Linked DNA regions of Mus musculus: region 1 is linked to region 2. The links are chromatin loops, found by intact Hi-C in ENCODE. Cell type or tissue: left cerebral cortex. All regions are shown on one strand. Each heading gives the region's core, and the rest is flanking DNA. Links, peaks and the distances in the headings are about the cores only.

Region 1 (10,076 bases), core at 1,131-9,130, 53 kb after region 2:
CCCATCTTTCCCTGTCCTCTTAGACTGTGGACTTCCACTTGCCTTTCATCTCATTTCATTTCCCATTACCTCCCTGCTTTTGATCCTATTTGGCTTGGCTTGGCTTCCCCCTGGAGCAGTGGTTCTCAATGTTGCCAATACCAAAACCCTTTAATACAGTTTCTCATGGTATGATGACTCCTAACCATAAAATTATTTTGTAGCTATTTTATATCTGTAATTTTACTAGTGGTATGATAGTAACATAAATATCTGATATTCAGGATATCTGATATGTGACCTCCCACCAAAGGGGTCGTGACTCAAAGGTTGAGAACCACTACCCCAGTTGAGTCTGCACAAAGCCCTCATGGGGATGGGCAAGTAACAAAACCTTAAAAATAAAAATAAATAGATAAATGGATAGATAGATAGATAGATAGATAAATAGATAGATAACACAAACCTTCTATTTGCATTTCAGGACACAAGGAACCTGTGAGGAATTTTAATCCAGCAATATGACTGTTCTGGCAAGGAATAACATCCAAAGATATGGTCCCAAGATGTTATTCAGGGCAACATATCCTGGATTACAGTATGATCTGGCTGGAATACAGACAGGCCCTTAGTACATACCTTGAAGGTAAAGTTAGTTTTGTAGAAGGAAGCAGCCATGTTCGAATGTGACATCTAATTGAGGGGCAGACAAAGTGAGGAATCAGAGAAAGATTTGACAGAATGAGTCAGAGGCAGGATACACCCAACTCACAGAACAGACAGGAAAGAGTGGCTGCTTAAGAGAGCAATGCAGAGTGAGTCGGGGGGAGGACAGTTCAGTGAGCACAGTTCAGTTGAGTTCAGGAAATGCAGAGAGGAATTTGGTGCAGTTCAGTTGAGTGAGTGCAGTGGAGTTGAGCTTGTTCCTGAGTTCACGCAGTTCAGTGCAGGGCAGCAGAGGCTGTTGAAGCCAGAGAATAAGAAGGAGCCAGGAGATTAGAAAAGATTGCCAGAGTTAGTTTGAGGCAGAGCAGAGCAATTCAATGAGAATCCAAGAGAAGCCAGATTGAATCAGTTAACTTGGAGAGGAGTTTGAGCCAGAACAGCTGAGGAAAAGAGCCCACAAAATATACACCCAGAGTGCTCCTCCTTCAGAGCCCCTCTACTCTCAGGGTAGGTTCCTTGTCACTTTTTCTTAATAAAGCTATGTTTGCTTTGGGGTGTGTGTGGGTGGGGTGGGGAGCCTCCAACTTCCAGTAAAGTAGGAGAAGATGCCAGGGAACTTAGGGGTCTGGCATCGATGTTGTGGAAATTACCAGGCTTGAGGACATGAGTGAAGCTCTATTATCACTCAAGAGGGTTCCAGAGAAAGGCACTATGGGGGATGTGGGGCAACAGTTCTGAAGAGGAGAGAGTTGAGAACAAATAAGAGAGGTTTGGTTTTGTTTAAGGCGATCTGTGTAGCCCCAGCTGGCCTTAAACTCAAGATCCACCTGCCTCAGCCTCACAGAGAGTTAAGAATATAAGACCTGTTTCACTATGCTGGACGTTAGGAATTTCCTAGGCAGGAAAGAAGGGATAACAGTCCAGGCATATGTACACAAGCTTTGGAGATGAAAAGCCAACAGCCCCAGGTACTGGAGAGGCTGGGGTGTAGCTTCGTGGGTAGAGCACTCGGTATGCATTGAGCCTCATGTTTGAGCCTAAGCACTGCATAAACCAGATACAACAGCACATGCCTGTAATTCTAGCACTTGGGAGAGAGCGGCAAGATGATCTGCAATTCAAGAGCAGCCTTGGCTCTATGTCAGCTGTGTAAAAACAGAAAGAAAGACAAACCGTAGAGCGTGTGGAGGACACTCTGGACACCAGAGTGTTGTGAATGGGTCATCAGATCAGTGAAACTAGAAAGAGCATCCTTGGCCACCAAGAGAAGGGAGTCCTGAAAAAGGTTGACATATGCATTTTGTTGTTTCAAAGACTTTATTAGGGTTAGAGAAATGGCTCAGCACTTAAGGGTGCTTGCAGTTTTTCCAGAGGACCAGAGTTCAGTTTCCAGTACCCACATTAGACAGGTCCTAACTGTCTACAGCTGCAGGAATCTGACACGCTCCTAATCCTGCACATGTGACACATATATGAAAATAAATCTTTTAAGAGGGCTTATTACTATTTTCTAAATAATCTACAATTTAGAGTTTGCTTTATTTAAAACTCAAGTTATTTTAGATACATTTTAAAATTATTTCAAGGTGATACTGACCTTCAAGGTGAATTTTTTTTCAAGACAAGGTTTCTCTGTGTAGCCCTGGATGTCCCTGGAACTAACTCTGTAGACCTAGACGACCTCAAACTTAGAGTTCTACCTGCCTTTGCCCTTCCCCCACCCCCCAGTGCTGGGATTAAAGGCATGGGATGCCACCATCCAGCCGACTTTGACTTTTTTTTTATTATGCTATAGCCTTGTTCTATTACAGCCAGAGAGGAGTATATGTTTATTAAGGATTTCTTTATGGCCTAAAGTGTGTCCAGTTTAGCACTGGCTCTCAGGCATTTACATTCTCTATTTTTAGAGGGAAAGGATACACTCTGCTTCCACCATATTATTTATGTGTTTAGCAAGTCTTTCATGGTTTGCCCACTCATGCATATGTGTGTGTCTATTTTCTGCTCACACACTAGAAATCTTTAACCTAATTCCTTTACCACTAGCGAATTTTTCAGTTTCTCCTTTTGTTCCTAAAGCTTGTTTGTTGGTTTGAATTTTGTTAGATTTGTTGCTTTAAAGAATTTATTGGGCTGGAGAGATGGCTCAGCAGTTAAGAGCAATGACTGCTCTTCCGAAGGTTCTGAGTTCAAATCCCAGCAACCACATGTTGGCTCACAACCATCCGTAATGAGATCTGACGTCCTCTTCTGGAGATAGCTACAGTGAACTTACAAATAATAATACATAAATCTTTTTTTTTAAAAGAATTTATTGTACTGGGGGGGGGGGGGATTCGAGACAGGGTTTCACTGTATAGCCCTGGCTATCCTGGAACACACTTTGTAGACCAGGCTGGCCTTGAACTCAGAAATCCGCCTGCCTCTGAGTTTATTGTATTTTATTGTATATTTTATTTACTTTGTGTGTGTGTGCCGGCATCTCATGGCTTAGGTGTGGAAGTCAATAGACAACTTGCAAAAATTGGTTCTTGCCCATGGTTCAACCTCAGGTCAGCAGGCTGCAGCCTGAGCCGTCCTGCTGTTCTTTAAGAGAGGGTCTGACTCCATACCCTGACTAATCCGGCACTTTCTGTACAGCTGCCTCTGCTTTGCAGTTGCTGGGACGCAGCTGGCCTCTCCTGTAAGTTTTTATAGCAGTTTTAACTTGGGAGCACCATGATGCTGCTTGTACCCTAGAAAACTCAGATAATTGTGTAGAGGAGGATTGGGCTGCATATGCAACAGGCTGATTAAGAAGCCATGCTGGACGGGTATGGGCAAGCCCAAGCTTCAGCGTATGGGAAGGTAAGCAGGTTGAGAAGAGAGGTGAAAGAGCCCTGGGCTTCAGGAGCTTACACAACTGGGCACGATGATGCTGTTACCCTGGGTTTGGCTTAATGGTGGCATGTGTCATTGAACTTTCTCACGATACAGCGGTGGCTTGTTTCAGTTCTCTCTCTCTCTCTCTCTCTCTCTCTCTCTCTCTCTCTCTCTCACATAGGGCTGAATCTGCTTGTTGTCCATTGTCTCCCTCAGCTGACAGTCCCTGGCACATGGTAGGGGTGGGAAGATAATTTTAGAATAACCAGATGAAGTGCCACTGGAGTAGCTGAGACCACTAGGGAAGGTGGCCAGTGAACAGTAGAGACACAGGTCAGAGATAGCTCAAGATAGTGAGTGCTAGGGAGAGGAAGTGTAATTCAAACCAGGGCTGGTGGCAGCCCAACACTAGATAAGGGATCAGGACGGCCCTGGGAAGAGGAGAGATGAGCTTCCTGCCAGGAGATCCCCTCTGCCTCCAGCATCAGGACCCACACCAGGACATCTGGGGATCCTCTCTCATTCTGTCAGTTACTTTTTGTTGTCTTTATTCATTTAAAGTTCCTCTTCATCTCTGTCTAGGGTCTAATCCACTTGCACCACTCTGCCTGTTTCCCTTTCCCCATCAACTCTTCTTCAGGTTATATGTCTTCATCTATTCTATTTCTTCTTGGGTATTTATCCTCGAGATTGGAAGGCAGACCACCCGAGGGGTCCCTTGACTCCTGGGATCTCCATGTGAACCACGATGGGGCTGCTTTTACAACGGCCATCATGAAGTTATCTCTCAATAACAGTAAAGTCTTCACTATCTTCATCCAAAATTCTGTGGGGGAGTCATCTGGAGTGTTCTAAATCCTGCCAACTCCTCAGAATTATCCAGATGCAAACTTTGCTTGTGGCAGCTCAGATCGTGGCAGTGGTAGTGTGCAGCAGATTGTTCATATCACAGCCGATTCGGAAAAAGAAATCAACGGAACCAAGAAACACCTTCACCCCTTCAAAGGCCTCCCCTTCATGACCTACTTCTGCAGAGGACCCACCTCCTAAAGGTTCCACAGCCTCCAAAAATAAAGCCCCCAACTAGGGGCCAAGTGTTCACACTGAGAACCTGGAATGGACAACTCCAGTCACATCATGGCAGAAGTGAAAGGTACATTCTAAAACATATGCCCTGAAGCTAGCCTCAGTCCCAGTGTCAGCGGTGACCTGGAGTTCCTGTCTGGAAGCCAGACTCCAGGCATGGATCTGTGACGTTCACTCTGAAGGGATTAAGGAACCTCCTGAGAAAGTATGAGAAGCTGTTCATTTCAAAGGTGATTTCCAGATTCGGAAGTTATAGCACGCTATGAGCAGCTGTGAGTGGAAAGGCAGCCATGCTGGCTATTTTAAGAGTTACTGATCAGCGGGGAGCCAGACAGAATGGATTTTAGAGTAAGTTGAACACCAGGGTTATGTTCAAAGAAGTAGGACATCTTCACAATGGTTGAGGACCTTCTAACAAAGCTGTATGAAGCATGCATCTACAGACCAGGAGGCTGGCTTACCACCGCCATCACCACCTCCTTCACCAGCGACCCACCATCTGGTTAGCTTATCTCTTCCTAAAAATTCAACATGATTTCTAGGCTCCTCTCCATCTGTCTGGAATATTGCTTTCTTTTCTGACTCTCCAAAGACCTTGACCTCCACAAGTCCAAAGACCTCCACAGCATCCTGTAGAATTAATTATTAATTGGCAAATCCTGGCAATGTGTTTGTTACCCTCCTCAAAGGTTTATGTTCCCGAATGAAACACACACACACACACACACACACACACACACACACACACACACACACTTTATATTTTAATATGCCTTAAGCAGCATAATAGCTGGGCCACTGCCTACCTTCATGTTGTTAGAATCTACCTGCCCCCCACCCCCCAGTCCCAAGTTACTACTTACCAATTCTGTGTTCCATCTTGGTTGTTCCCAACACAGTTGAGCAGCCATCTGAGCCACCTCTCCTGGCCCCCTTCACATGGCGGCCATGCCTCTCTGTTCTGCACACTCTCCCAGCATGCCTCACCTCTCCTAAAGCATGGCGGATCCCTCCTCCTCCTCCTCTTCTTCTTCTTCCTCCCCCCACTGCCTGCCCCCCCCCCCCAGTCCCACCTCTGTCTGCCCTCCAGCTATTAGCTGTTGGCATTTTTATTTACCAGTCAGAACCAACTGGGGGCAGTTTCCCAGAAGCTCCATGCAGACCCTCTCGTGTAAACAGTTTTGGGGGAACATAATTAGCATTATCTGTAATACAAGCAGCTACAGCATGCCCCCATTGTCATCAATGTCTCTGTCTAATGGCTTTCTCCTTTTCCACCCCTAATGGGGGCTAGCTAGGAAGTTGGTGTAGTCCCATGGCTGCCTCCCCATTGACGGCAGCTGGGCTTCTGCTGACGGTCATGTACATCTGTTACCTCTACTACCTTTTGTTCAGATTCAGCTTGACGCCATGAGCTATGTCCAACATGGGCGGTGTACACTCCAAGGTAGCTGTGAATGCAGCCAAGCACAAGATCATAAACTTCTTTAAAATGTGGTAGGGGATGGGGTGGGGATGACTTGATTCTGAGGCTCCTGAGCATGAATTCCGTAGACAACAGGGTGTTTCAACAGCAAAGGCTCAGCACACCACATTCTCTCTTCCACTCTTCCTGCTTCGAGCTCACTGGTGTGCCACATCCGATCCAAGTGGAGCAGGTTGTCCTTGTCCTTTCTGTGGTGTTTGTCTACATTTCCTCCTCCCTGGGGCTCTGCTTCTCCTCGACCCTCTGAAGTAGGGTGAGTATGTAATTTATCATCCCAACTGGGTCACTGTTTAAAGTGAAAAGGGACACTAATTAATAACCATGTCAAGCTCACCCCCATAAACCGAGACTCTCCCAGGGGAACTCAGATGTGTGGCCGTTCTCCGCCTTCCCTTCTCTGCCTACTCACCTGATTCCTTTACAGGACTCTCTTCCACCATCCACTCATGTTTATCCCAGGACCCCTCTGCTGTCATGACATGCCACCTCTCTGCATGATCTTACCCAGCTATGGCTCCCACCTGTTCTGAGATTATAATGTAATTTCTATACTCCCTGTGATGGTTTAAATAGGTATGGCCCCTATAGGCTCATGTGTTTGAATGCATGGCCTATAGGAAGTGGCACTATTAGGATGTGTGGCCTTGTTGGAGGAAGTGTGTCACTGTGGGAGTGGGCTTTGAGGTCTCCTATGCTCAAGCTATGCCCAGGGTGGCACACAGTGTCCTTCTGCTGCCTGTGGATCAAGATGTAGAACTCAGCTCCTTCTACAGCAATATCTTAGCCTGCAGACCGTCATGCTTTCCACCATGACAATAATGGACTAAACCTCTGAAATTATAAGCCACCCTCCAATTAAATGTTTTCCTTTATAAGAATTGCCTTGGTCATGGTGTCTCCTCACAGCAGTAAAAACCCTAAGACACTCCATGCTTGTGCAAATTGAATGGCTGAATCAGCTAATGTCTTTAGCTGGCTGTCCTGATGATAACTTAAATCTACATTCTAAAACCAAAGTCATTTTCTTCAGCCTCAACTATGCTTCTACATGCTGAAGAACAGAGGCTAAATGGGAAAGGCAGAAAGGAAGGATCTCCAGAGATCCGGCCGCTGCAGCCAACAGCCAGGCCACCCCATGCTAGCCACGCATACTAGTAATACGCACAATTACTGAACATGCCAAGACTTAGCTTCCTGTAAAATGGAGATACAATCTTACCTGGTGGACAGGATTATATGGGGCAGTAGAATAATAGCAGGTATTTATAAGATGTTTGGCATGTCAGTGCAGTTTCCATGTAATATTTAATCTGCGAACAGCCAACATGGTAGGTATTGCTACGGTGCCTTGTTATGTCACTTGCCCTGGCTCAATAGTAGGCTGAAGTTTAAATCCCTGAAGCCAGGATCTAGGAACATCTTGGGAAGCGCCTGAGTGCTTTGTGTGTGAGGTGTTTTGTGCCCAGGTCACCAAAGCAGACACCTCAGGGACAACAGGTTTCTCTCATCTGTGTGCATCCTCAGACCTCAAACCCTATCAGTACCTGAGTATGCCAGATATTGCAGTTTATCATTATACAGTCCTCGCTCTTCAACCAAACTCCTTTCTGTTTAGAAGCCAACTGCTAACTGACCAGATGTGCTCAAAAGGCCCAGACCTTTGACTCTGGTTGAAAGCCTTTCTTTTCCAACCTCTACCCTGTTCATTTTCTTGGCACATTGCTCCCCTGCCATGAATAAGACCTAGCCCATGAGAGACTCTCCAGAGTCAACACGAGCCCTCCTAACTGAGGTCACTGTCCCAAGCAAGTGTCCAGCCAGCCTCACAGCTGGTCACAGATACACAGTCAGCTCAGTCAAGACCAGGAAAGCCAATGAACCAAGTGCAGCTTGAAGAGCTGCTCCACACAAAGGTGAGCTGCCGTCCTCAGCCTCTAAACTGCAGTGCGTGCCAGCAGCCGAAGTTAGGAGATGTGATTAGGAAATACCTTAGCTGTTGTGCCTGCCTGTTGCAGTCTGGGCTGGGTGTTCCCAGGTTCTTGGCATTTTACTCAAGGAACTGAAATAAAAGCACACACAAACTACAGAGTAGCAAGGAAAGTATTCAAAAGTGAAGTGATGTTACAGGTAAGAGAAGACTGTTAGGATTAACACTAGTCCACAAGAGTGAGTACTTCAGCACCCCAGTGGGATTCTTTCGTGGGATTCTAGAGGAGTTTGATTGCTAAAGAACATAGCCTATGTGGCTCTGCTTTGATTGGCACACTTAGATTATATAAGCCTTCATTCACTAAGGCTTCATTCACGTAGCCTTCCGTGGTGCATCTGATTTCATTTTTTAACATTTTAAATTATTTATTTTAATTTTTTGTACATGGGTGTGTATGTCTATGTTACCACACGCGCACAGTTCCTGTGGAGGCCAAAAAATACAGCAGATCCCCTAAAACTGGAGTTAAAGACGGTTGTTAGCTGTGTTGGTGCTGGAAATCGATCCTGAGTCCTCTGGAAGAACAGTCGGTGCTCTTAATCATTAACATACTTCTACAGCCCAAATACACCTGATTTTAATCATATTCCTGCCTAATCTATTCTCAGGCATAGATGGTAAATAGGGATTCTTTCTAAAACTTCATTGACAGGACATGGTTTACCTTATTGAGCATGTACCCCAAAACACTCCAGGCTATATCACACCCTACCTTCTTACCCCCATGTGCTCTGAATACATTTTAATAGAATTTTTGTGAATGGGGAAGGTATATGGTTTGGAGAAGGTATTATTAACAACTTGATGTAGGTGGGGGATCCTGTTGCTAACTGGCTGCCAGGTACCTTGCTCAAAGAGGGGCCCATGTACATAACACATGCCGAAGAGGGTTCTAGGCTGCATTATTAGAAGAGCAATGTATACATAGACCAAACCAAGTGGAGTCCCAGAATGCTAAGTTATCCCCTACACTTGTCTGCCTCAGACTGCTATAACAAGATACCATACACTGAGTAACACCCCCCCCCCCACACACACACACACAGCCACAAATTGTATATCACAGTCCTAGAACAAAGAAATCCAAGAAATTACCAGGGCTGGTTTCTGGGGAGGCCTTTGTATTTTTATTTGTAGACAGACATCTTCTCACTCAGACCTTCCTCACATGCCCTGCCCCATTTTTTTTGGATAGAGATGGATCTGTTGTCCCTTCCTTCTTGTATAATTATACCAATCTTGTTGGATTGTAGCTCTTCCTGTTATTGCTTTACCTATTCATTACCTCCTTAAAAGCCGTGTCTCTAAATATGGTCACATTTGGGGTTATGGATTCTGCATGCAAATATGAGCAGAGAGAGGACTCCATCCATAACAGGCAGAATGCATAACAATCTACCTCCAAGTACAGTATAGCCAGAAACAGCAGGTGGCACGGAGCTGCTAAGATCACCTCAAAGAGGCGCAATGGCAGAAGAGACCCTTGAGCTGAAGACAAGTTCAACAACAGCAGAGAGGAGCAAAAGACTGAGGGAAAGGACCACAAGAAGAACTGGACAACAGATAAGGAGGAGGCACTGGGCTACACCACACACCCTTACAAAGGGACGAGTGACCACCAGAGACAAACACATCAATAAGTCAAGGATAAAGAGCCCTTTCCATTTTCAGCCCAGAGACAGCCCAGGGCTAGGCTCATTAGGCTTATTCTGAAGCAGAGTCTTGCTAAGTATCGCAGGCTGGCTTGAGCTTTCAGCCCTCCTGCCTCTGCGGATTGTAGGAATGCAACACCATGGCCAGGCCATTGTAGGTTTTTGGTATTGTCAAGGACAAAGTCAGAACTGTGGTAGGACCAGAGGGCAGACACCGAGGACCAGGGAATGATGGGAGATGCAGGAAAGTGCTGGCAGATAGCAGAAGCATTGGGAAGTCTGGGTGGGATGGGAGAAAATAAAAAAGGAAGCCCGATCAAGACATAATCCGGAGGGCTTGGTGCATCTTTAAAAG
Region 2 (10,076 bases), core at 1,029-9,028:
TGGGCAGACTACAGCTCTGTTCCGAAAAAACAGTGGTGCTCTCTTCTGTTCACAGCTCTCCTCCTCTAGTCAGCTCTTTCATTCTTTATGAAGTGAAAAAAATAGTTAGATAGTTAGTAGATCAGGCTGGCTCCAAACTGAGAGATTCTCCTGCCTCTTCCTCCTGAATGTTGATATTTAAAACCCAGCCAAGCCAGTGGTGGTGCATACTTTCAGTTCCAGCACTTGGGAGGCAGAGGCAGGCAAATCTCTTAGTTTGAGGCCAGCCTGGTCTACAGAGTGAGTTCCAGGGCAACTAGGGCTACATAGAGAAACCTTGTCTCAGAAAAGGGGGAAAATGAAAACCAGCCAAGAAAAAACTTTAAACAAGGCATGGTAATTCTAGCACTTAGGAGGCTGAACAGTTACAGGCCAACTTATACTATATGAGTTTGAGGCCTGTCTGGACTACATCGTGAGCCTCTGCCATCTCTCCACCTCCATTCTAAGTGTCACTTGTTGGGTTTTCTTTTCTTTTTCTTTTTCTTTTTGTGGGGGTGTTTTTTATGAAATAGGGTTTCTCCTTGTAGCCCCTGGCTATTCAGGAACTTACTGTGTAGACCAGGAGGGCCTCAAACTCACAGAGATCCACCTTCCTCAGCCTCCTGACTGCTGGGAATAAAGGTGTGCCCCACCACCATCTGATTCTTTTTTTTTTCTTAATTTAGGTCGTCATACAGAATAATAGGTCTTACTATGGCATCCTCATGAACCTGCCATTATCTATCACTTGCTTACACTGTGAGTCAAAGGTGGTGCTGAGGACTCCCTAGCCAAGGTCTGCATAAGACTTGGAAGTTTCCTCATCCTGTTGGAAATCAGCCTTTAGACACGAATACTTGGGGTAGCCTACAGCACAGTGAGAGCCTGTGTGAAGGTGAGCAGTCATTTGGAGGAGCAGAAGCCATTGCAGTGGTCCAAGTGTACCTACACCAGAGCAAGGTTATCTGGGAGCCTCCATCCTGTCTCTCGGGACCAGCTAGTACCACGTGGAGAGGAGCCAAGCGTCCCAGCCCAGCTCTGGCCCAGAGAGTCATGAACAGTGGTAGACAGCAGCCCAGGTGTGATCCTGGCCTCTTCCTATAGCTCCTGCAGGGGTAGCATGGTTTAGGGAAAGGGGAAGAAGAGGTCCCATTTCTGGAGAAACTGGAGTGTGTGTATGTGTGTGTGCACAAGAGCCTCTGCCTCTGACTGCTGCCTGCGCTTTGAGCTGTGCCTGTGCCTCTGCCTCTGCCTCTGCCTCTGCCTCTGCCTCTGCCTCTGCCTCTGCCTCTTCCTCTGCCTCTGCCTCTGCCTCTGCCTCTGCCTCTGCCTCTGCCTCTGCCTCTGCCTCTGCCTCTGCCTGTACCTCTGCCTCTGCCTCTGCCTCTGCCTCTGCCTCTGCCTCTGCCTCTGCCTCTGCCTCTGCCTCTGCCTCTGCCTCTGCCTCTGCCTGTGCCTGTGCCTGTGCCTGTGCCTGTGCCTGTACCTCTGCCTCTGCCTCTGCCTGTGCCTGTGCCTGTACCTCTGCCTCTGCCTCTGCCTCTGCCTCTGCTTCTGCCTCTGCTTCTACCTCTGCCTCTGCCTCTACCTGTACCTGTGCCTGTGCCTGTGCCTGTACCTCTGCCTCTGCCTGTGCCTGTGCCTGTACCTCTGCCTCTGCCTCTGCCTCTGCCTCTGCCTCTGCTTCTACCTCTGCCTCTGCCTCTACCTGTACCTGTGCCTCTGCCTCTGCCTCTGCCTCTGCCCCTGCCCCTGCCCCTGCCCCTGCCCCTGCCCCTGCCCCTGCCCCTGCCCCTGCCCCTGCCCCTGCCCCTGCCTCTGCTTCTGCCTCTGCCTCTGCCTCTACCTCTACCTGTACCTGTGCCTCTGCCTGTGCCTGTACCTCTGCCTCTGCCTGCTTCCTGTGCCTGTGCTTCTACCTCTGCCTGTACCTTTGCCTGTGTCTGTGCCTGCTGCTTCTGAGACCACCCCTGTTGCTTGGCTCACTGAGCTTGGAGGCCTAATTTGACCCTCCACTAAAATTTAATTAAAAACTTTAATCAAAAATTATTTTGAATGTCTGTTTCTCTTTTTCTCTCCATCTCTCTGTGTGTATCTGTGTGTATGTGTGAGAGAGAAGTGTGAATGTAGTATATGCACACATGTACATGTATGTACACACATGCATGAATGTGGAGGCCAGAGAAGGACATCAAGTATTCTGTACTGTCACTGTAAATTTGTTCTGTTAAAACAGGGCCCCTGTCATACCATACCATACCAACACACAGATCTCCAGTGCACACAGACTTTTACTTGTGTTCTCAAGATTTGAACTCAAGTCCTTATGTTTGTACAGCAAGCACTCTTACCCACTCCCCACCCCACCCCCAGCCATCCCCTCAATTGGTTTTTATTTTATTTTAGAGACAGGGTCTCATGAAGCCCTAGGTGGCCTCAAACTTTCTATGAAGCTAAAGAAAGACAACCTTAAACTTCTGACCCCCCTCTGCCCACTTCCTGAGAACTGGGGTTACAGGCATGACCACCACACTCAGATTTATGCACGGCTGGGGAGCCAATGCAAGGCTTCAAGCACACTGGGCAAGCACTACCATTTGACCTACTTCACCAACCTGCAGGAGGGCTTTTTTGGCAAAGCAATTTCATCTGTCCACTCTCCGGCCTGCTCTTCACCTTCCTGAGAAGTGAGAAGCCAGCTAAGTGGCTTTTCAAGGTTCCATGAAGCAGTAAACTATGTTCATCACTCTTGGAGCTTTACAAAATGAAGCTGTGCTGTCGAAGTCTGAAAGTCCTGGGAAGGCCGAGCTAAGAGGGTCCTGTGCAGCTTCAAGGGTTGCCAGGATCACAGAGTGGCTTCCAGCTTCTCGTCCTGCCTCAGTCTTCTAAGTTTCAGAATTATACCTGTGTGTATTGTGCCTTTTAATGCAATGGAATTGACGTTTAAAAAAAAAAACTTGTTTATTTTTGTTTCCAGTGCAATGGTGAACATTATGAGGGCATCAGATCCCCTGGAACAGGAGTTACAGACAGTTGGGAGCTGCCATGTGGTTGCTGGGAATTGCACTGGGGTCCTCTGGAGGATCTTGCCAATGCTCTTAACTACTGAACCAACCCACTATTGGCATTTTAGTATGCATATTTTCAGTCTCTGCTCTGGCTTCTCACTTCCTTCTTTCTGCATACTAGACAAATATGGAACCATAAAAAAATTACGCAGCTGCTTAGCAGATAAAGATACTTGCTATTCAAGCCAGACAACCTAAGTTTGATCCTAGAACCTGCCGTGGAAGAAGAGAATTGACTCCTGAAAGTTGTCCTCCAGTTTCCACAAGCTTTCTGTGACACACACGCACACACACACACACACACACACACACACGCCCCTAAACCTTAATAAATTACTCTTTGTAACCTGTTCTTTCCCTTTCCGGTGCTGGGGATGGAACCTAGGACCCTGAACATGGCAGGCAAACACTGTACCGCTGAGCCACACCTCCGGTCCTGTTGGTTATGTCTAACACCTAAGTCACGGTGAGCATCTCCCTGCACATCAGACATTACGAAGGTAGAACTGTTAGGATTTGTGTCACAGGATGAGTTTCCAGTTTCTTGGCGTGATCCACCTGTTCTTACGTGTTCCGACTTCAGTATCCTGATATCTTGCCTGATGTCCAGGGGTATTCTATTCAGAGGCCAAATGTCTGCCTTCTCTTTTGTGCCCAGTGAGTCACCAGTGGAAACTATGGATGTGATCTCTGCCCAACAGTGGTATTTTAAGCATGTGCTCTACACTGAGCCATGCCCCCAACTCCTAAATAAGAACACTGAGATACATATGCACTTTCATTATTGTTGTTGTGTTTTATTATTATGAACCACACTCACTTTTGCTAGATAAACCTCCTACCATAGAGCTATATGCCCTGCCCTCTTACGTGACATCTTTGCTTGAAATCTTTGGAATGTTGATGCTTCAGAGAAAGGGAAGAGGTTACCCATGCTCCCCTTTGGCGTTCTTCAGCTTCCACGCCAAGAAGCCATGCTATGGCAGTTTGCCTGCCATGTTCAGGGTCCTAGGTTTCATCCCCAGCACTGGAAAGGGAAAGAACAGGTTACAAATAGTAATTTATTAAGGTTTAGGGGCGTGCGCGCGCGCGCGCGCGCGTGTGTGTGTGTGTGTGTGTGTGTGTGTGTGTGTGTGTGTGTGTGTGTGTGTACCACAGAGAGCTTGTGGAAATTGAAGGACAACTTTCAGGAGTCAATTCTGCTATGCCACAGAGTGCAGTCTTCCAGGAAATCACTCTGGACATGAGCACACACCCTTATGGCTGTCTAGCACTTACAGCTGCTGCTCTCAGCACCAATGAGTGCAGAGTGGCTCACACCAAAGGCAAGTGAGACCCACAAGCTTGGAAAGGAAGCCACTTTACCAGGAGGCAGTCATCAAATGATCCAAATATCAAATGGCCATTCAATACTCCAGAGATTCTTTACAAACACAAGGTTCCAGTGAGGCTTTGCAAGCACAGCAGTGAAGAGGCAGAGCAGGCTTCAAGGTGTGGTGGCCTCCATACAGTACTGAAATTCATGATTTCTGTTAGCAAAGGCACAAGGCCTGCCGATGCTACTGTAGGCTTGTTTCCTATCATTACAGGGAAGAAAATGTTGAGGTTTGGTTAAAGTTTAATGAAAATAAAGATACTAATTTTCTTCCTGTCAGCTTCAGAGGCCCCTAAATTCTATCCACAGATCCCTGTAAAGTCTTGAGACCCCTTATCATTCCACTTAGCTTCTAAAAAATTAAAATATAAGCTCAAAAATTACAAAAATGTTAAGGAAAACATGTTTCATTTTATGTGTAGGGGTGTTTTTCCTGCATTCACGTTTGTGTATCATGTGTGCAGCACCTGTGGAGGCTAGACAGGAGTGTTAGGTCCCCTGGGACTGGAGTTTCCAATAGTTGTGAGCCACCATGTTGGAGCTGGACCCTTAGTCTGGTTCCCTAGAAGCAGCCAATGCTCTTAGTCATTAAGCCATCTCTCCCCACAGGATACCCTGAGTGACATTCCTCAGCCTTAAGAACAGAGACTGAACACAGCAGCGCTCACTCAGAGGTAGGGCTCCCTCATTTCTGTTCATGCTGTCCACAAAGACCCAGCTGTCCTTGTCTGTAAACAGCAGACATTGATTGCTTATGTTTTGAAATGCTGGGATGCTCACCATCAAGGTACCAACAAACTCAGAGTGTGGTAAGGACCATTCTCTATGATAGTTCCTTCTCTTCTTCTCATGGTATTGCAGCCATCAACCTGCATTCCCTTCCCAACAAACCCCTTCCTACTGCTGTCACTTCAGGAGATATGATTCTAACATAAATTTGGGGGTTCACAAACATTCAGACACAACACCCTAACTCAGAGTTGCTTTGAAGGTGGAGAGGGATTAAGGCTAAAGAAGCAGTGTGTTTGGTTTCAGGAAGACAGCACGAACTCATGAGAACCGAGACCCACTTTCCGTGCACCTTTTTGGTCCATCCAAGACTAACAAACTCTTGGGGCTGAGAATGAATGACTCTTCCTGGTTGTTTATAGTTGGGAGTGAAGAAAAACGGGGGAAGGAGATATAAACAAAGCGTGATGTGAGAGGCATAGTCTGCAGACCTTCCTGTGAGGGTCCCTTAGGTTCTCTCAGGCTACTCTGTTTCCTTGGTGATAAACTGGGAATGACACTAGGAAATCAGGGGTGTTGGGAAGGGTTTAAAACAGTCAATCATAATTTTTTTTTTTTTTTGGTAAAAACAGAAGCATGGTTTCTCGAGCCTCTATGTACTCTAAATATCTTGTGGGTCTTGCAAAAACAGATGGTCCCTCCTCTGCCCGTGATTTTGTTTTCTGTGCTAGAGGTGATCCCTAGGCCTTGTGCATTCTAGGCAAGGGCTGGACCGATCAACTATACAAAGGCCCTGGGAGCTTTTGAGATAGGATCTGTGATGGGTTTGCATATGCTCAGCCCAGGGAGTGGCACTTTTAGTAGGTGTGATCCTGTTGGAGTAGGTGTGTCGCTGTGGGTGTGGGCTTTAAGACCCTCATCCTAGCTGCCTGGAAGTGAGTATTCTGCTAGCAGCCTTCAGATGAAGATGTAGAACTCTCAGCTCATCCTGTACCATGCCTGCCTGGACACCACCAAGCGCCTCCTGTCTTAATAATACTGGACTGAATCTCTGAACCTGTAAGCCAGCCCCAACTAAATGTTTTTATGAGTTGCCTTGGTCATGTTGTCTGTTCACAGCAGTAAAACCCTAACTAAGACAGGGTCTCACTATATTCAGACTGGCTCGGACTTTGAGATTCTCCTGCCTCTGCTGGCCAAGTTGCTGGGATTACAGATGTGCTCAACCAAGTCCAGCTTTGAAGCAGAGTCTCATATAATAGGTCCAGATCAGGTCCCATGATTCTGCATTTTGATCCCACAGTGTCCTAGGCAATCCCTGAGCTGCTATAGCAGGGGTTCAAAGTACTCTACAACTGTTACCGTCAGTATGGTTAGTGTTCTGCCCGGTCCTCTGGCCTGATGGTGCTTACTGAGTAAGAGGGAGGCAGAACTTTCCGTGAGGCAGGATTCTGCTCTGTAGACCACGCTGCTCTTGCATCCATCTCTCTCCTTTTCTGCCTACCACTGCCAGGCCATGCTGAAGACTGGCTACAGACAAGCCAAATAATCCTCTGGCCAAGCCAATCAAGCACAGAGAGTGAGGGCAAAGACTGAGTGAGATCATTTCTGGAAGTAGGGGAGACCGAAATACTTGTATGCAGAAAAAGAAAAAAAAACAGTTTGCAGTTTTCTTTTGTTTGTTTTGTTTTGAGACAGAGTTTTGCTATGTAGCCTTGGCTGGTCTGTCCTTAACTTTGGGGTCCCAGCCTCAAACAGATACATGCTAATCATCTCGTGTCAGTCTCCCAAATACTGGGATTACAGACATGCACGACCGCACCCAGAACTATTTTGTATTTGTAATAGGAATTGTGTCACACCTCTTCGCCTTGCAGGTCAGCTGGTTCCCTCCAGCCCCTTGCTGGTGGCTCTCTTAGACTCCCTGTATGACTAATTTGCTCCCAGTTCTTCTCCGATTCTCTCTAGGAATGTCACATTAGAAGGAGAGAACAATTCAGCCAAGAGTGCAGAACTCTCCAGCACTGCTGGGAAAGGCATCAACCGGTGCCGTGTCTCAGGGGAGCAGTGTGGCCCTTTCAACACCCACCCCCAACCTACCACCAAGTGGTTGAGAGCAAACAGAGTCTAGGTGTGACTGAAGTGATCAGCTTGCAGATTCACATGGCTTGGGTCGGCAAGGAGAATCACATGAAGTTTGACCAGAGACTGTGCAGGGGAGTGGTGGTAGCGATGCATGCCCAGTGAGTGCCTTGCAGCCTGAGGCAGACACTGGCTTCCCATGTTGTACATGACCGAGTCCCCATCTGCTAAGAAACTGACCAAGTAACAGCATCAGAGTCCTCACCCCAAGGCCGACTGTAATTAGTATCTGCTATTGGTGAGTTCTCCAGGAGGTTTCCACCACAGCCTTGCAGGAGAATTCAGGGGACCTAGCCTGGAAGGTGGAGGAGGAACAGGTTGGAGAGAGAGAGAGGTAACCAGTCAGGCTGATCTGTTTTGATGCAAAACCTAGTACAGCAAGCCTTGGGGTCTGATAATCTCTGCTACTGGGGAGGCTGAGGCAAGGACCAAAACTTGGAGGCCGAGGCCTATGTGTGAATCAAGGCCAGCCTGGGAAATTTCCTGAGACTCTGACTAAAAGTTAAAAAAAAAAAAAAAATTAAAGACAGGCCCAGTGTGATGGCTCAGTGGGTAAGAGCCCTTGCCACCAAGCCTAACACCATGAACTAGGTCAAATTATTTGCTATTACAAATACAATCACATGGGCTGGAGAGATGGCTCAGCGATTAAGAGGAACAGCTGCTCTTCCAGAGGCCCCTGGTTCAATTCCCAGCACCCACATGGCAGCTCACAACTGTCTGTAACTCCTGATCCAGGGCATCTGATGCCCTCATACAGACAGATACACATTTGGGTAGAACACTAAAGTACATAAAAGTAAATAATTTTAAAAAGACAAGTACCGGGTAGGAGAGAACCAAGCCCTGAAGGCTTGGCTTGTCCATGATCACAGTGGCATTGCTGCTTTTTCGCATGCACAGAGGAAATAAATACATAGAAATAAAATTAAAGAAAGAGAAAGAGAGCATGAAAGGGCAGAGTGTGCAGCTGGTGGCAAAGTGTGAAGCGGGTGGCAGAGTGTGAAGCTGGTGACAGAGTGTGCAGCCAGTGGCAGAGTGTGGAGCCAGTGGCAGAGTGTGCAGTCTGTGGCAGAGCCGGTGGCAGAGTGTGCAGCCAGTGGCAGAGTGTGAAGCCGGTGGCAGAGTGTGGAACCAGTGGCAGAGTGTGCAGTCGGTGGCAGAGCATGAAGCCGATGGCAGAGTGTGAAACCAGTGGCAGAGTGTGCAGCCAGTGGTAGAGTATGCAGCCAGTGGCAGAGTGTGCAGCCGGTGGCAGTGTGCAGCCGGTGGCAGTGTGCAGCCGGTGACAGAGTGTATAGCCGGTGGCAGAGTGTGCAGCCGGTGACAGAGTGTGAAGCCGGTGGCAGAGTGTGCAGCCGGTGGCAGAGTGTTAAGCTGGTGGCAGAGTGTGCAGCTGGTGGCAGAGTGTGCAGCCGGTGACAGAGTGTTACAGTACTGCAGTTTGCCATCAGGCCTGAGGTTTCTACAATAGGCTCTTCTCATTGGATTAATCATGTTTTACAAAAGAGAAGTCTATTTTGTTTTTCTGAGTGAGACAGAGTCTCTCTTCATACCCCTGACCAGCTTGGAACCCACCATGTAGAGCAAACTTGCCTTGTGTTCAGGAGAGCTCCTCCTGTCTCTGCCTCCTGAGTGCTGGGACTATCAGCATGAATCACTAAGGCCCCTACAAAGAGGGAAAAATGCCTTCTCACCAGCACCCTGGCTGGTTGGGGACCCAACACTCCTACCCAGATGGAATAAAAAGACCCTTCCCCGCAACCCTGGCCGAGGGAGAGTGACTGAAGGCGAAGGTGTTCTCAGCACAGCCCTGTATGGTTTTCAGTGCTAGTCATTAGCTGGGACTTAGAGTGGTTAACTTCTGCTGTTCCAAGGTAGATTCCAAGCCTTAGAGGATGCATTGAAACTTCAGCTGGGGAGTGGTCTGCTACAGGAGCCAGGCCAGCTCCCTGGCATGTTTGGCCACTAGGCCCACTGACTGGTGTGTTGTCTGCAGGCTTAGCACACTTGGTAGCTGCTAAGTGGGTTTTCTCCCTTCTCCTCTCCCCCACCTTTGCCCACTGCCCAGAACTAGGGTCTGAGTGCACTGACCTGTGCCTTTCAGGCATTTGGGCTTTGCACACTGTCAGAAGGGCAGAGGAGAAACAAGATTCTTGTGAGGAAACAGCTGGGAGACAAGGGCTTCTGTGGAGGGTGGTGACGTGGGAAAGTGGAACCCACTGCAAATGTTAGAATGACCATTGTATTGCAACCTTACTACCTGAGCTCCCTCCACAATCCCTCGTTAGATCAGTTTAGTCCAGATATCAGGAGTTAGTAAAAATGTTCAGATACTGCTGGACAAGATGATCAAAACCCTCTGATCTCTGCACTCAGGAAAACAGAGATCAAGGCCTGAGTTCAAGGCCAGCCTGGGCTATATAGGGAGTTCAAGGTCAGTCTAGGCTACACCAGTTCCTGTCTCAAAAACAAAACGGAACAAAATAACAAGAAGAATAACAAGAAACTCAAACAGACAGCACCCCTCAGATATGCAGACAAGACAAGATATGCAGTCCAGACAAGACAGCAGCTGGGGGTTAGAAGCTGGGGTCGTGGGTAAAATGAAGCCAACAAGGTGAAAGTGAAGTTGCCTGAGGTTATTCATCTATTTCCTTCTAGTTTTCTTACCTACAACTTGAAGGAATTGCCTTGTGAAAGTGTTTGACCACAAGCAACGAAGTTTTTACCTAGAAGGC

Evidence for each region. A loop is a pair of places that touch in the nucleus more often than their neighbours do. Peaks named below come from ENCODE experiments on the same cell type or tissue, not always from the same donor. Only the 100,000 strongest peaks of a DNase experiment are listed, where the experiment ranks them.
Region 1: it touches region 2 in a loop (2.2-fold over the local background); 11 of 42 quality-filtered maps call a loop at or near these places.

The regions. Positions count from the first base shown.
Region 1 is chr15:38,360,450-38,370,525 of GRCm38, forward strand. Gm41306 (a long non-coding RNA gene) reads right to left here and starts at 5,632. Exons shown (of 3, transcript XR_875178.1): 1 at 5,457-5,632. In left cerebral cortex, for the core only: no CTCF peak of the experiment used is centred there; DNase peaks (open chromatin) are centred at 4,399 and 4,898.
Region 2 is chr15:38,307,220-38,317,295 of GRCm38, forward strand. The region is part of intron 1 of Gm35248 (a long non-coding RNA gene); the gene reads left to right. Among named protein-coding and RNA genes, the nearest start is that of Klf10, 12 kb to the left of the region's middle. In left cerebral cortex, for the core only: no CTCF peak of the experiment used is centred there; no DNase peak of the experiment used is centred there.